Regions from separate parts of the Homo sapiens genome. Here region 2 is linked to region 1. The links are chromatin loops, found by intact Hi-C in ENCODE. Cell type or tissue: mammary epithelial cell. All regions are shown on one strand.

Region 1 (4,000 bases):
ACATCTTTTTTTTTTAATTTGAAGTTTTTGGATTTTCTTTTTTGAGGTGAAATTGACATAGTATAAAATTAACCATTTTAAAGTAAACAATTTAGTGACGTTTAGTACATTCACCATGTTGTGCAACCAACACCTCTGTTTAGTTCCAAAACATTTTCATCACCCCAAAAGGAAACAGTGTACTCATTAAGCAGTTGCTCCCCATTCCCTATTTCTCCCAGACCCTGGTAACTATCAATCTGCATTCTGTCTCTATGCCTCTACCTATTCTGGATATCTTATATAAGCGGAATTATACAATGTATGGCCGTTTGTATTTGGATTTTTTCACTTAGCATAATGTTTTCAAGGCTTATGCACATTGTAGCATGGATCAGTACTTATATCCTGACTGAGCTATGACTGAATAATATTCCATTGATTTATAAACACAATTTGTGTATCCATTCATCCATTGATGAACATTTGAGCTCTCGACGAAAAGCGTCAAACTCTGTAAAATATTTGAAGAGATTTATTCTGAGCCAAACATGAGTGATGATTGCCCGTGACAGTGCCCTCAGGAAGTCCTGAGAATCTGTGCTCAAGGTGACTGGGGTGCAGCTTAGTTTTATACATTTTAGGGAGGCATAAGACATCAATCAAATACATTTAAGAAATACACTGGGCTGTGCGCAGTGGCTCATGCCTGTGATCCCAGCACTTTGCGAGACCGAGGCGGGCGGATCACCCGAGGTCAGGAGTTTGAGACCAGCCTGGCCATCGTGGCAAAACCTCATCTCTACTAAAAATACAAAAAATTAGCTGGGCATGTTGGTGGGCACCTGTAATCCCAGCTACTTGGGAGGCTGAGGCAGGAGAATCTCGCTTGAACCTGGAGATGGAGGTTGGAGTGAGCCAAGATTGTGCTACTGCACTCCAGCCTGGGCGACAAGAGCAAGACTCCATCTCAAAAAAAAAAAAAAAAAAAAAAGAAATACATTGGTTTGGTCCAGAAAGGCAGTACAACTTGAAGGTGGGGGATGGTTCCAGGCTATAGGTAAATTTAAACATTTTCTGGTTGAATATGTCTAAAGACCTGGGATTAACAGAAAGGAATGTCTGGGTTAAGATAAAGGATTGTGGAGACCCAAGTTCTTATTTATCAGACTTAAAGTCTGTGTTAATGTTAACGCCAGAGATGTATAATGATGCATGTTAGACCCCCCACTTCCCATCATGGCCTGAAACAGTCTCTCAGGTTAAATTTTAAAAGAGCCCTGACTGAGGAGGAAGTCCATTCAGATGGTTGCGGGGCCTTAGAATTTTATTTTTGGTTTACGGGGCTGTTTCCACCTTTTGTCTATTGTGAATAGTGTTACTGTGAACATGCATGTGTGTATGCTTGTTTGAATACCTGTTTTCAGTTCTTTTCACTATATATCTGGGAGTGGAAATGCTGGGCGATTCTGTGTTTTAGCCTTTTGAAGAACCACCACCAAACCATTTTCTACAGTAACTGCACCATTTTACATCCCTACCAGCAATGTATGGGAGTTCAGATTTCTCCACATTTGCTCCAACACTTTTTGTTTTCCATTTTATAGCCATCCTAGTGGGTGTAAAGCGATACTCCTGGTGGTTTTGATTTGCATTTCTCTGATGACTAATGGTGTTTTAACATGTTTTCATGTGCTTCTTGGCTATTTGTATACCTACTTTGAAGAATGTCTATTCATGTTTTTTGGCCACTTAAAAATTTAACTGTTTGTGTTGCTGAGTTTTAAGATTTTTTCTAATATATTCTGGATACTAGATCCTTATCAGATATATGATTTACAAATATTTTTTCCTGTTTTGTGGGTTGTCTTTTTACTTTCTTGGTGATGTCCTTTGAAACATAAAAGCTTTAAATTGTGATGACATCCAGTTTTTTTTTCTTTTGTTGCTTGTGCTTTTGGTGTGTCATACCTAAGAATCCATTGCCAAGTCCAAGGTCATGAAGATTTACCTCTATGCGTTCTTCTAAGAGTTTTATGGTTTTATTTCTTATATTTAGGTTGTTGATCCATTTTGAGTTAATTTTACATTTGTTGTAATGTGTGGGTCCAACTTCGTCTTTTGTGTCTGTATATGCAGTTTTCCCGGCACCGTTTGTTAAAGAGACTATTCTTTCTCCATTGAATGGTCTTGGCAACATTGTCGAAAATCAATCAAATATATGGGTTTATTTCTGGACCCTCCATTCTATCCCATTGATCTGTACGTCGCTTCTTATGCCGGTAATCACACTACTTTGATTGCTGTTGCTTTGTAGTAGGTGTTGAAATAAGAAAGTGTGAGTGCTCTTTTCTTATTTTTCAATATTGCTTTTCGCACGGGGTAACTTTTTATTTGCTCCTGACTATGTCTTATTTCTTTGCACAACCTCTTCTACCACTCACAGAACCAAGTGTCCTAAGATGCACGTTTCTTCAAGGTTTCATCTTTTCTCACAGTCACAAATGTGTCTAGACTACAGTTCAGGTTTGTTGTGATTTCATGATATGACTACTTTAAGACTGGTCTGGGACAGGGTAAATTGATAGAAGGGAGCTGAAATGTGACATGAGCATCCTTCTCTGACTCATCCAGACAGCGTTTACTTAATGGTCCATTTACTTATCTATGAGCACTGAGTGTGAGAATGGCTCCCCTAATATTTAGTACAGCTCCTGGCTTTTAGTAGGGGATGACTGTGCCTATTTAGTGTATTGCTGAACAAAGAAATCCCTGACTAAATGTGAGTAGATGTCATGTCATTGCCTAGGCAAGGGTTCTGACCCCATTGACAAAGGACTTGCTGGTGGTGTTAATAAACCAGTTCTTAAATTGTGATCTAAGTTTGATCTGAACCAAGAGGCAAATGCCATCAAAGTGAATCCTGCGTGGAAGGCTGGTGGGAAGGAATAGAAATGTTTATTTTGCAATTAGCTAAGGATAAGGGACACTTTTCTGATTATTTTGCTTGGTAGCTCTGCAGACCACTGTTCTAACCACATTCACTGAGGGTTAGAGGCCAGTTGAAATCACTTCCGTTTGGTATCCAGGGAAATCACACCTACGTACAATTTTGGGGGCATGTTTCCCTACAATTATTGTTTGAATTCTGGTTACACTTAAAGCTGATGAGTTTCTTGGTGCCTTCTATGGAGTGCTGATTTTCACCTACATACCTGCAAATGTTTCTAAGTTACACATAGAGGAACTATTTATATTTCATTTGTGATATAATCATGGTGTTTTATTTTCTTAACCATTATGGAATTGAAGGACCTAGACAACTGGGTATCTGTTTTAGACAAATGTAATAAATGCATTAGCATTGCCCCTTCTTCTACTCCCAGTAATTGGCATTCCTGCTTTCTAAATTTGTGATTTTTTTGACTGTAATAAGAAATAAAATATTGCACTGTTTGGCACTTTGAAGTTGGCCTGCCTGGGTTGTTCACCTTAATACTTAACATCCTTGAGATAGTTATTTCACCTTTCTCAACTTCGTTTTCCCCCTCTGTAAAATAAGGGTTATGACCTTTCCCTTGAAGGGGAGTAATATGGATTATGTGAGGCATGTAGATAACATGTATGGCCAAGTGCCAAACATAGTGCTCAGTAAGTACATGAAAGCTCCCCATATACATACTAAAAAAAATAAATAAATAAAGGTTAGGGGTTGGGGTTAACCTTAGAAAAATGATTCCAGATGAAGAGAGGGAAAAACCTACAGCTGAGCCCATCTTCAGGGCCAGCCTTGGTCTATGTCTAATCTTGCTGCTCTCTGATCCAGTGATAGCATCTCTGCACTTGAACACTCAAAATGTTCCTGAAAGGGACCTACATTATTCAGATATGCAGCCAGCCACCTGGACCCTAGAATCAGTTTTAATGTCAGCAAGCATGATCTCTTCAAAATGCTCCTTTGAGAATATCCTGAATTCATTTAGTATTGTTTCCCCCTCTTCTGACAGGGCCTCTCTTCCTC
Region 2 (4,000 bases), 190 kb before region 1:
TTCTGTCCTCATAGGGTGAATAGGGAAAATCTTTACTTTTCCTGTCATTGAGGAAATATATAGCCCTTAAGATCTTTGTAAATATAGAATCTAGACTCTTCTGAAAGAAAAAAACCTTTCTTTCCTTTCACTCTAGGAAAAGAAAAATAAAGAAACATGAGCTGACATTCATTAGAATCCACTAAAAGGTGGAATTTCACTTTGACATTGAGCTTTAGAACCAGCACACCACAGACCCCAGAGTGATTCCACACTTTTCTATGCCCTCTGTCTTGAGCTTGTAAAAATAGGTCAGGTAAGTGTGAAATGCCCAGAGGCTGTAAAAGGCTGGAAAGAAGCTCACAGGCCAGCCTACCTGGGGACAGAGGATTAGGATGTGAGTGTGTGTTCCAGGACAAGAGCACCTGTCTCCCCAGAGGGCCCCTCACAGCCTGAGGAGGGCCATTTGCCTGAGCAATGTCCCAGTGCAAGGAATGGTTGGGTGCCTCTGCAGTCTTACGCCAGGAGACTTTGGGGGAACAGGAGCAGCAGGGCTCTTCCTGAGCCAGTGTGCAGGCTTCTGGGGACAGTTGAGATTTCTGCTGTATAAGGAATTAAATGGTTGGCACCTCACTCACCCATTGAAAATGCGCCCCAAGATGATACTGAAATGTTGGGCTGGGGGTTTCTCCTGGTACAGAAAAATCCAGTGACTAGATGGTGCACTGCAGGGAGAGGCAGCAGAGGAAGAAGCCCTGTCTGGAAGCCATTTCTGCAGGATGGAAGTGTGGTGTCTCGTAGCCCGACGTCTCCTGGAGGGCAGGGACCCCACTCACAGCCAAACTTATGGACCAGAGTTCCCTCAGGGATGGGGAAGTCCTCATTCTTTTAGTAATTCTCTATAAGGAGTAAGGAAATTGTGAGGGTGCCTTCTTCTGCCCCTCCCTCCCCCTCCTCCCCTGGCTCTTCTGCCTCCTGCCACAGTCATTGGCAAGTCTTTCCCTGAGGTATTTCAAGAATTGCTAATCCAAGTGACTGGTTCCATTTCCAACCCAGCTGATACCCATGACGTTTTGGAGCGAGTGAAGCACACCTGAAGCCTAGTCCCCTTGTGAGGTTCCTACTGCCCACCAGTGTAGGACATGGCCAGGAATGACAAAACAAGCCAGCAAATCACCAAAGAGGCCAAAATCGATGTCACAAAATGTTTCACTTGTTTTATTTATTTATACCCAACCTATTTTCAGAAAAAGCCTCAGAGTAACTTTAATTTATTCACATGTAAAATCTCCATTTGGAACCCATTTACACTAACTTTACACATAATTCTAATAAGTTTTCTAAGCTCTTAAATATAAAAAGCAGCAAATAATTAAATGTGGGAGAAGCTACTACAGACAGATAAACTGATAACAGCAGGAAATGACAAGTGCCAACAAGAGGGGAGACAGAAAAACTGAAATAGTCCCCAGAACTCAAAACCAACAGCCTGGGCCCATTTAGTGTGGGGTTAAATAACCCTTAGACTCTTACACCTAATCTAGACTGGGCCACTTATTGATATTTTCAGTGATGACCCCAAGTCTCTAAGAGGAGGTAAAATTATGTTCACTTTAAGGAAGTTGAAATGTATTTGTTTAGAAAGATTTTTGTCTTAAGTCACTAAAATTTTTAAGTTTTGTGTATACATGATTGAATTTTCAAGTACTTGGAGACTTAGTCATCTAGAATGACTCACAGCATGAAGTTCAAACAAGCCTGGGTAGCAGGTTTTCAGTGTGAACACAGGTGTGTTTGGGGTTTTAATCAGTTGACTCTTGGTACAAATTATACTTCCCATCTTGAAAGGGGTAATTTGGGGCTCAACATAGACCTTCCTTGCTATTAATGCAAATAGCATTAATATGATTCACACAGCAGTGAATCAGAACCACAAGGACCAAATGTTTCACCTGGAATCTATACAGGCATATAAACAAGTGACCAAATGGATTTGGTGCCTCCCCAAATTAAAAAGAGAATTTGGAAATATAACTCAAGGTGTTTTGTCTAAATTCCAAGGCTGTCAAAATTTTTATTTTTGATTTGGTTGGTTACATCCTAAACCCCTGGAACTGGGTGGCTGTAGGGTACAGCAGCCACTAGTCTTTGGCTGCCAAGAATCTCCCTTGTTACTTGGAAGAAATCCTGGTGGAAAGATGGGCTGTACTTCTCCCTACAGAAGCCAGAGGGGCCCAAGTATCTCTCCTAGCACGGAAAGAATGCGGCCATGTGACCCAGGATTGGCCTTGGCCTTTGAATCCACAGGAAGTAGTAGTTGTTCATGACATCTATACTATTTTAATAAGATAGACTGGGAGTGTCAGAGTAGGGGGAAATGACTGCCCTTGGAAAAAAAAAAGGATCCTGCAGGACAGACTTTGATGTGTGTGTGTCGCATGTGTGTAGTATGCGGTGTGTGTGTATGTGTGCATGCATGAACGTGCTTGTGTTTGCTTGACAGAAGGATTTCTAGTGTCATACCTTGGGGTATGGGTGGTGAGACAAAGCAAATAGAGACAGTGGGACCAGAAGAGACTCTGTATCTGCCCTAATATTGATATACTATGGTAAGACAAGGGCTGGGCCCAGTGACACAAAAGGCAAACATATTTAACAATAACAATTAAGATATCTTATATTTTTAACACTTCGTATGTCCCAAGTCCTGTGCTAAGGAATTAGCATGAATTATCTCAATTAATACTCATTAACATATGTGATGTAGCCTGTTTATACCCCCATTTCACAGCATCAGTCATGACTGTTTTATTGCCTAATTCAGGGGTCATTTTTAAGTCCTCATTCTGATGTTTAACCTCTCCTTTGGATGTTTGCCTACTTTGTTTTCCAGGACACCATATTATTCTTGTTCCTGCTTTCTGGTCATTGCTCTATTTTCTCTGTGGTCTACACTCTGCTCTCATCATGTATGTGGGGTTCCATCCTAAGCCTTCACACTCTCTGTAAATGATCCCATAATTTATAGTACCACCTATACATTAATGATGCTCAAGAATAGTAAATGTCAGTTACTATTCTTGAATGGTTTCTATGTTCCAGGTTTTTTTCTAAGTAGTTTAGATGTAATAGTTCACTTGACGTTCAACATCATGAGGTAATTCCTATTATCATTCTGATTTTATAGATGAAGAAACTGAGGTACTGAGGCTCCTCATGGTCACAAGCTACCAAGTGGTGGAGACAGAATTCTAACCAGGTGGTTCATCTCAAGAGCTTGAGTAAAGGACCCAAGGTTGAGGGCCTTCTTTAAGAAAAAGAACACAAAATTACAAATGAAAATTAAGTAGAAAAGTGAATATTAAGAATGGGAATAGAAATCATAACACATTATAAATTTGAAATTGCTAATAGAGGTTTCCACTTTTGGTTAAGATGGAATAACAGACCACGTTTACATCTTACCTGAAACAGCCAAAAACAACATCCAAAAAAGTGAAAAGAATATATAATCCAGTGATTTTTCAAGACAGTGGTTATCAAGTTACAAAGGACAGTGATCACAAAGAAATAAGAAACAAATAAAATAAATCTTATAATTACTCTTACTTTATTGAGCATTTCCAGGCTGTAGAGCAAAGAAGAAAATTCCAAATGGAACCTGGTGTACTCCTTGAATTGAACAGGCTGAACTGAGAGTCTGTGAAGTCCAAAGCAGCTAGAGTTCATAGATGGACTGCTGGGGAGGAAAGAGCTCCACAGAGAAGGAATTCCAGAGATCTGCAGAGGGCTGCCCTTGTGTATTGGCAGAGTACTAATCAGTGCATGTGTATGAGAAAACTACACAGGGCCAAAGAAAGAATCACCCAAAAGGATATCTAGTGTTTGTACAGGGCCAAGAATAGTATTTCTTTCTACCAGCCATATTGGAAACCATCAGAATTCTCAAAGCATTAGGTAGAATACTCAGAAATGTATAGTCTCTGTGGTGGGAAGTAGTTAGCTCTAGAAAAAACCATGG

What was found. Peaks named below come from ENCODE experiments on the same cell type or tissue, not always from the same donor. Only the 100,000 strongest peaks of a DNase experiment are listed, where the experiment ranks them.
Region 2: it touches region 1 in a loop (2.8-fold over the local background); 1 of 110 quality-filtered maps calls a loop at or near these places.

The regions. Positions count from the first base shown.
Region 1 is chr2:170,309,715-170,313,714 of GRCh38, forward strand. All of the region lies in intron 7 of MYO3B (myosin IIIB), which reads left to right. Among named protein-coding and RNA genes, the nearest start is that of MYO3B-AS1, 39 kb to the right of the region's middle. In mammary epithelial cell, no CTCF peak of the experiment used is centred here; a DNase peak (open chromatin) is centred at 1,637.
Region 2 is chr2:170,121,581-170,125,580 of GRCh38, forward strand. No RefSeq gene overlaps it. Among named protein-coding and RNA genes, the nearest start is that of MYO3B, 55 kb to the right of the region's middle. In mammary epithelial cell, a CTCF peak has its summit at 2,198; a DNase peak (open chromatin) is centred at 1,841; H3K27ac peaks cover 1,919 bases.